Regions from separate parts of the Mus musculus genome. Here region 1 is linked to region 2. The links are chromatin loops, found by intact Hi-C in ENCODE. Cell type or tissue: gastrocnemius. All regions are shown on one strand. Each heading gives the region's core, and the rest is flanking DNA. Links, peaks and the distances in the headings are about the cores only.

Region 1 (4,383 bases), core at 186-4,185, 77 kb after region 2:
AGCATTTGAGAAGCTGAAGCAGGAGGGTTGCTATGAGTTCAAGGCCAACTCATGCAGGCTATATCATGAGTTATGGTTATGCCTGGACTATAGAATAAGGCTGTTTCAGAAAGAGAGAAAGCCAGGGCTGGAAAGAAGATTCAACAGTTCAGAGCACTCACCAGGGTTTAATTCCCAGTACCCAACATAAAAACTTACAACTGTCTGTAATTCTAATTCCAGGAGACCTGATATTGTTTTCTGGCCTCGATGGGCACCAGGAATGCATGTGGTTTGCAGATATACATGCAAGGAAAATACCCATACACGTATGGAATAGGTGAAGAGGGGAGGGGAGGGGAGGGGAGGGGAGGGGAGGGGAAGGGAGGGGAAGGGAGGGGAGGGGAGGGGAAGGGAAGGCTGGACCAGGTGTGGTAGGTATACAGCTTTAATCCCACATCAATCACCAGTGAAAAGAGTGCCCCACAGGCTGCCTGGAGAATAGTCTGATGGGGATATTTTCTCCATTGAGGCTCCCTCATCTCAGATGACTGTAGTTTTTGCCAAGTTGTCAGAAATCTAACCAGGACAGTGGTACACATCTGTAATCTCAGTGTTCAGGAGAGAGAGGCAGGAGGATCAGTTGAGCAGTAAATGTGAGGCCAGTCTCATGACACCGTCTCAGAAAACAAGAACAAATAAACAACAACACAACCCTTTACAACCCTCCTGCCTCTACCTCAGAAGTGTGGTCTTTGTCTTAAGAGCAACAGGAAGAAAGTCCTTGGGATTTAGGAAGATAAATGAGCACCGTGGTTCCTGTTCTATTGCTAGGAAGAGACACCATGACCAAGGCAGCTCTTGTAAGAAAAAATAATAAAATTAAAATAAAGCCCTTAATTGGGGCTGACTTACAGTTTCAGAGGTCATTACATTATTTCAGCATGGAAGCAGGTGAAGAGAGGACGACGAGGAAGAGGAGGAAAAGGAGAAGAGGGGAGAGACTGGCCTGGTGTGGGCTTTTGAAAAATCAAAGCCTACCACAAGTGACACACCTCCTCCAACAAGGTCACACCCTCTCAGCCACAAATCCTAATCTTTCTCAAATAGTGCCAGGCCCTAATGACAAAGCTTCAAGTATATGAATCTGTGGACGCCATTCTTAATCAAACCACCACAGTAACTAATCAGATTTTCATTTTAAGAGACAATTTGAGATGGCTCAGCACTTACGAGCCCTTGCTGCTCTTCAAGAGGTCCCCGGTCCAAGGCCTTGAACCCACACAGTCACTCACAGCTGTCTTAAACTGCAGTTCCGGCTGATCCGACACCCTCACACAAACATATGTGCAGGAAAACACTAATGCATATAAAATTAAAACTATATTATTTTTTTTAAAAAGAATTTGAGCTGGGCGTGGTGACGCACACCTTTAATCCCAGCACCTGGGAGGCAGAGGCAGGCGGATTTCTGAGTTCAAGGCCAGCCTGGTCTACAAAGTGAGTTCCAAGACAGCCAGGGCTATACAGAGAAACCCTGTATCGAAAAAAACAAAACAAACAAATAAAGATAATTTGAGCACATGTATTTAATCCCAGAACTCTGAAGAACAGGGCAGGCTAATCTCAGTGAGTTCAAGGTCAATCCAGTGTGCATAGCAATTTCTAGGCCATCCAGGACCATATATATAGTAAGACCCTGTCTTAGATGGATGGATGGATGGATGGATGGATGGATGGATGGATGGGTTGAAAGGGTGGATGGCTGGGTGGAAGGGTGGGTGGGTAGAAGGGTGGGTGGGTGGGTAGAAGGGTGGATGGGTGGGTAGAAGGGTGGATGGGTGGGTAGAAGGGTGGATGGGTGGGTAGAGGGTGGATGGGTGGGTAGAGGGTGGATGGGCATGCAGGATAGATGGATGGATGGATGGATAGATAGATAGATAGATAGATAGATAGATAGATAGATAGTCCGAGCTATATTTTAGAATTCTTAACTGGAGAGAACACAAAATATTGGCTGGGAAATGCCTCCTCATGCACAAAGACACAACATATACACAATTTTAAATAAAAATACAATCCTTTTAAAAAACACAAAAAGAAGAAGAAAACGAATAAGAGAAGGGAGGGCAGGGAGAGACAGGAGAAGAGAATGGGAGAGAAAGGTTTTCTAGGTATTTTTAAGGAGTGTTTCTTAATTTATTTGAATGAGGTATTGGGCCAAAATATTTGTAGATCAAGTCATAATTCATAATGTGTTAATAAACATGCATGTCATTTATAAAAGACAGAATAATTAGAGAATTGCAGCTCAGCTTCTTGAAAGGAAGAGACAATGCCACGGTTGTCCCAGAAGGTACAGAAAAGCCCACATTTCCACCTTCACCCTGAGCAGTGGGCTGCCCTCCCTGGGAGGAGGTGGCCTTGGAGGAAAACAGGGCTGAGCCCCTGCTGCCTGCTGGAGGCATTTGCTGGCAGCTTCCCATGCCTCTCCTAGTCACTTTGTCCCCTCAGCCAAGGGGAAGTCTGGGCAGGCAACCCCATGCTGTTTTCAAGAGAGGCATTCTAATCTATTTCTTTCCTGTGTCCCTTTATTTCAAAAAGTATTCCTGTAAGTAAAGGATTGAATGGAATATCATATTTCCCTTTCACGAGAAAGAGTGGGGGGAGGAAGGAGGAGAGAGGAGAAAGAAGAGAGAGGAGACAGAAAGAGAGGAGAGGGAGAAGGAGAGAGGGGAGAGAGAGAGGGAGGAGAGAGGGAGGAGAGGAGAGAGGGAGGAGAGGAGAGAGGGAGGAGAGGAGAGAGGGAGGAGAGGAGAGAGGGAGGAGAGGAGAGAGGGAGGAGAGGGGAGACAGAGAGAGGGGAGACAGAGAGAGGGGAGGGAGACAGAGAGACAGATAGAGAGAGACAGAGAGAGACAGAGAGAGACAGAAAGAGAGGGGTATAGTTACTTCCAGGCCAACCTGAGTTACAGATCCTGTCTCACAAAGAAGAGGAAGGAAAAGAAGAGTGAGGAAGGGGTAGGGGAAGAAGACAAGAGGGAGGAGGGGGAGGGGAAGAAGAGGGAGAAAAGGGGAGGGGAAGAAGAGAAGAGGGAGGAAGGGGGAGGGGAAAGAGAGGGAAAAAGAGGGTAGAGGGAGAAAGGGAAGGGTAGAAATAGGCAGAGGAGTTTTTGAGGCACTGAAGAGAGAGGGGAGAGGAGAGAAGAGGGGAGGGGAGGGGAGGGGAGGGGAGGAGAGGGGAGAGGAGAGGAGGAGAGGGGAGAGGAGAGGAGAGGAGGGGGGAGAGGGGGAGAGGGGGAGAGGGGGAGAGGGGAAGGAGAGAAGAGGAGAGGGGAGGAGAGGGGAGGGGAGGGGAGGGGAGGGGAGGGGAGAGGAGAGGGACCGGGAGAGGGACCGGGAGAGGGACCGGGAGAGGGACCGGGAGAGGGACCGGGAGAGGGACCGGGAGAGGGACCGGGGGAGGGACCGGGGGAGGGGGGGAGGGGGGGAGAGGGGGAGAGGGGGAGAGGGGGAGAGGGGGAGAGGGGAAGGAGAGGAGAGGAGAGGGGAGAGGAGGGACAGGAGAGGGACAGGAGAGGGACAGGAGAGGGACAGGGGAGGAGAGGGGAGGGGAGGGGAGGGGAGGGGAGAGGAGAGGGAGGGACAGGAGAGGAGGGACAGGAGAGGAGGGACAGGAGAGGGACAGGAGAGGGACAGGGGAGAGACAGGGAGAGGGACAGGGAGAGGGACAGGGAGAGGGACAGGGAGAGGGACAGGGAGAGGGACAGGGAGAGGGACCGGGAGAGGGACCGGGAGAGGGACCGGGAGAGGGACCGGGAGAGGGACCGGGAGAGGGACCGGGAGAGGGACCGGGAGAGGGACCGGGAGAGGGACCGGGAGAGGGACCGGGAGAGGGACCGGGAGAGGGACCGGGAGAGGGACCGGGAGAGGGACCAGGAGAGGGACCGGGAGAGGGAGATGGAGATGGAGAGGGAGAGGGAGATGGAGATGGAGATGGAGATGGAGATGGAGATGGAGATGGAGATGGAGATGGAGATGGAGATGGAGATGATGGAGATGGAGATGGAGATGGAGATGGAGATGATGGAGATGGAGATGGTGGAAAAGGGAGAGTATGGAGATGGAGATGGAGATGGAGATGGAGATGGAGATGGAGATGGAGATGATGGAGATGGAGATGGAGATGGAGATGGAGATGATGGAGATGGAGATGATGGAGATGGAGATGATGGAGATGGAGATGGAGATGGAGTTGATGGAGATGGAGATGGAGATGGAGTTGATGGAGATGGAGATGATGGAGATGGAGATGGAGATGATGGAGATGATGGAGATGATGGAGATGATGGAGATGGAGATGGAGATGGAGATGGAGATGATGGAGATGGAGATGGAGATGAT
Region 2 (4,383 bases), core at 297-4,296:
AGAAAGAGTGGGGGGAGGGAGAAGGAGAGAGAAGAGAGGAGCAAGAAGAGAAAGAGGAGACAGACAGAAAGAGAGGAGAGGGAGAATGAGAGAGAGGGGAGAGAGAGAGGGAGAAGGAGAGGAGAGAGGGGAGGAGAGGAGAGAGGGGAGGAGATGATAGAGGGGAGGAGAGGAGGGAGGGGAGGAGAGCAGACAGGGAGGAAAGAGGGGAAGAGAGGAGAGAGGGAGGAGAGGATAGAGGAAAGGAGAGGAGAGAGGGAGGAAAGAGGGGAGGAGAGAAGAGAGGGAAGAGAGGAGAGGGGGAGGAGAGGAGAGGGGGAGGAGAAGAGAGGGGGAGGAGAAGAGAGGGGGAGGAGAAGAGAGGGGGAGGAGAAGAGAGGGGGAGGAGAGGGGAGAGGGAAGGGGGAGGAGAAGGAGAGGGGGAGGAGAAGAGAGGGGGAGGAGAGGGGGAGAGGGAGGAGAAGGGGAGAAGGGAAAAGAAGGGAGAGGGAGGAGAAGGGGAGACAGAAGAGGGAGGAAAGGGGGAGGGGAAAGAGAGGGAAAAAGAAGGTAGAGGGAGAAAGGGAAGAGCAGCAATAGGCAGAGGAGTTTTTGAGGCACTGAAGAGAGAGGAAAGGAAAGGGGAGTATTAATGGTAAAAATTCATGACCCACGTTCCATCCCCCATGTCCCCATCCTGAAGCTGTAGAGTACAGGCACTAAATAACAACTCTGATGACGTCATCACCACACGGGTCATGGGCCAGCTCTGGAGGAGAGGCTCTCCAGTGGAACGCAGTGGGTTCTGTTCGACCCAAGTCTGCAGCAATAGCTTTACTATTACAGCCCAAAGGCTGTACCACCAGTCACTGACTCTAAATGTCTGTTACAGTGAAGGCAACCAGGATGATGAAGTTAGATTTAGTACTCAGGGTCGGCTACCTGCTCAATCAAATTACACACGGCATATGCTGTGAAACCACAATCATTTTCACAATCTTAAATCACAGACATATAAAAACACTTAATGGCTAAACATCCGAGGTCAGGATAACAGCACCTCCTTTCTTTCTATATACCCACTGCTACAGTCCCCAACTATCAGTGTCCCTACCCAGATCACTTATAGATCAACTTCTCACATGCCCAGTTCCTGACAGTTACTGGCCTGGGCTATAGAGTCAGATGGTCTTGACACCCTGAGGCTTGCTCTCTGGGAACCCCAAGGAAGGAGGCTAGAGAAGTCACCATAGGAAGGGAGAGAGAGGAGTGGGGGAAGAGAGAACGAGAGAGAGAGAGAATTCGTGGAGAGGATGAGAAGAGAGAACTCCAAATAGATTGGACCAGAAAAGAAATTCCTCCCGTCACATAATAATCAAAACACCAAATGCACAAAACAAAGAAAGAATATCAAAAGAAGTAAGGGAAAAAGGTCAAGTAATATATAAAGGCAGCCTTATCAGAATTACTCCAGACTTCTAATCAGAGACTATGAAAGCTACAAGATCCTGGGCAGATGTTATACAGACCCTAAGAGATCACAAATGCCAGCCAAGGCTACCATACCCAGCAAAGCTCTCAATTACCATAGATGGAGAAACCAAGCTATTCCATGACAAAACCAAAGGTACACATATCTTTCCACAAATCCAGCCCTACAAAGGATAATAGATGGAAAACTCCAATACAAGGAGGGACACTGCACCCTAGAAAAAGGAAGAAAGTAATCTCCTTTCAACAAACACATTAGAAGATAACCACACAAACATAAAAATAACATCAATAGCAACTGGGAGCAACAATCACTAATGGCCGAGAAGCAACACTCTTACATGTTCAACACTTAGTCCCATTGCTGATGAGATTGCAAGCTGGCACAACCACTCTGGAAATGAGTCTGGCAGTTCCTCAGAAAATTGGGCATAGTACTATCAGAGGACCCAGCTATACCACTCCTGGGCATATACCCAGAAGATGCTCCAACATTTAATAAGGATACATGCTCCACTATATTCATAACAGCCTTATTTATAATAGGCAGAAGCTAGGAAAAAAAATAAAAAACAAAAAACAAATGTCCCTAAACAGAGGAATGGATACAGAACGTGTGGTAGGTACATTTACACAATGGAGTACTACGCAGCTGTTAAAAACAATGACATCATGAAATCAACAGGCAAATGGATGGATCTAGAAAATATCATCCTGAGTGAGCTATCTCAGTCACAAAAGAGCACACATGGTATGCACTTACTGATAAAGTGTGGATGCTTCAGTCCTACTTACAAAATAATCAAGGGAAGTAGAGGGTGGGAAGAGAAGAGAGGGAGGGTATGGAAAAGAGGGTGTAGTGGCTATTCCTGGTTGTCAATTTGACTATATTTGGAATGAACTACAATCCAGAATTGGAAGGCTCACCAGTGACCCTTATCTGCAGTCTTGGAGATGGAAGATTCTGATCTGGACCTTGGTAGGGAGATCTTGAGGCATAGTGGCTATGGATTCCAGAAGATTGAATCTCCGAGTTCAAGGTAATCCGGGATTAAAGGTGTGTTTCACCACACCTTTAATCTGGGATAAACCTTCTGCTGGAGACAATATAAGGACATTGGAAGAAGGGAGTCTTGCTCTTGCCCTTTGCCTGCTTCCTGTGTGAGACTGAGTAACGACTAGATCCTTGGACTTCTATTCACCACTGCTGCGACTGAACCATTGTTGGGAATTGGGCTGCAGACTGTAAGTCATCAATAAATTCTTTTACTATATAGAGACTATCTATAAGTTCTGTGACTCTAGAGAACCCTGACTAATACAGAGAGGAAGAATCAGGTATGGGAGGAGATGGAGAAGATGTACAGAGGGTCAGGAAATTGAACACAGGTGTGTAGCAATGGGGGGGGGGGCGGGGAGTTGGGGGCAGCAACCAGAAAGTCCCAGATGCCATGAAAGCAAGAGCCTCCCAGGACCCTACAGGGATGACATTAGCTGAAATACCATGCAGAGGGGAGGGAGAACCTGGAGAGACCATATCCAGAGGTTAGGCAACCCGACAAACACACACACCCCGCTTGAGGGATGGGACCACCCACCCTGCTCCAACGTTTTAACCCAGAATTGCTCCTGTCTAAAGGAAATATAGGGACAAAGAATGAAGCAGAGAGTGAAGGAGAAGCCATCCAGAGAGTTCCTCACCTGGGGATCCATCCCACATGCAGATACCACACTCAGACACTAGTGCAGATGCCAAGAAGTGCTTGCTGACCTGAGCCTGACACAGCTGTGTCCTGAGAGGCTCTGCCAGCTCTCGACCAATAATACCGATGCTCGCAGCCAAGCATCGAACTGATCCAGGGACCCCCAATGAAGGAGCTAGGGGAAGAACTGAAGGAGCTAAAGGGGCCTTATTAGGCATCAGTAGGAAGGGAGGCCCTTTGTCCTGTGAAGGCTTAATGCCCCAGTGTATGGGAATGCTAGGGCAGTGAGGTGGGAGTGGGTAGGTGGGTGGGGGAGCAGCCTCATAGAAGAAAGGAGGATGGGATAGGGGGTTGCAGAGGGGAAACCAGGGAAGGGGTTTACATTTGAAATGTAAGTAAATAAAAAATTTTAAGGTCTTTCAGCGGAATCGGGATCATGGCGACCACGACCAGGATGGCGACGTCTGGCTCGGCGCGGAAGCGGCTGCTCAAAGAGGACGGCATGACCAAAGTGGAGTTCGAGACCAGCGAGGAGGTGGACGCGACCCCCACGTTCGACACCATGGGCCTGCGAGAGGACCTGCTGCGCGGCATCTACGCCTACGGTTTTGAAAAACCTTCAGCGATCCAGCAGCGTGCTATCAAGCAGATAATGAAAGGGAGAGATGTCATCGCACAGTCTCAGTCTGGCACAGGCAAGACGGCCACCTTCAGTATCTCAGTGCTCCAGTGCTTGGATATCCAGGTTCGAGAAACCCAAGCTTTGATCCTGGCTCCAACCAGAGAGTTAGCGGTGCAGATTCAGAAGGGTCTGCTCGCTCTGGGAGATTACATGAACGTGCAGTGCCATGCCTGCGTTGGGGGCACCAATGTCGGGGAGGACATCCGGAAGCTGGACTACGGGCAGCATGTGGTGGCAGGCACGCCGGGACGCGTCTTTGATATGATCCGCCGGAGAAGTTTAACGACACGGGCTATCAAGATGCTGGTTTTGGATGAGGCTGATGAGATGTTGAACAGAGGTTTCAAGGAGCAGATCTATGATGTGTACAGGTATTTGCCACCAGCCACACAGGTCGTTCTCGTCAGTGCCACACTGCCTCATGAGATCCTGGAGATGACCAACAAGTTCATGACCCACCCCATCCGCATCCTGGTGAAGCGTGATGAGTTGACTCTGGAAGGCATCAAACAGTTCTTTGTGGCCGTG

Evidence for each region. Hi-C counts contacts between places; a loop is a spot of excess contacts. Peaks named below come from ENCODE experiments on the same cell type or tissue, not always from the same donor. Only the 100,000 strongest peaks of a DNase experiment are listed, where the experiment ranks them.
Region 1: it touches region 2 in a loop (28-fold over the local background); 13 of 42 quality-filtered maps call a loop at or near these places.

What each region holds. Positions count from the first base shown.
Region 1 is chr6:136,402,240-136,406,622 of GRCm38, forward strand. All of the region lies in intron 1 of E330021D16Rik (RIKEN cDNA E330021D16 gene), which reads right to left. Among named protein-coding and RNA genes, the nearest start is that of E330021D16Rik, 11 kb to the right of the region's middle. In gastrocnemius, for the core only: no CTCF peak of the experiment used is centred there; a DNase peak (open chromatin) is centred at 2,437.
Region 2 is chr6:136,324,934-136,329,316 of GRCm38, forward strand. Eif4a3l1 (eukaryotic translation initiation factor 4A3 like 1) reads left to right here and starts at 2,606. Exons shown (of 2, transcript NM_001142734.1): 1 at 2,606-2,715; 2 at 3,588-4,383. The coding sequence starts at 3,610. In gastrocnemius, for the core only: no CTCF peak of the experiment used is centred there; no DNase peak of the experiment used is centred there.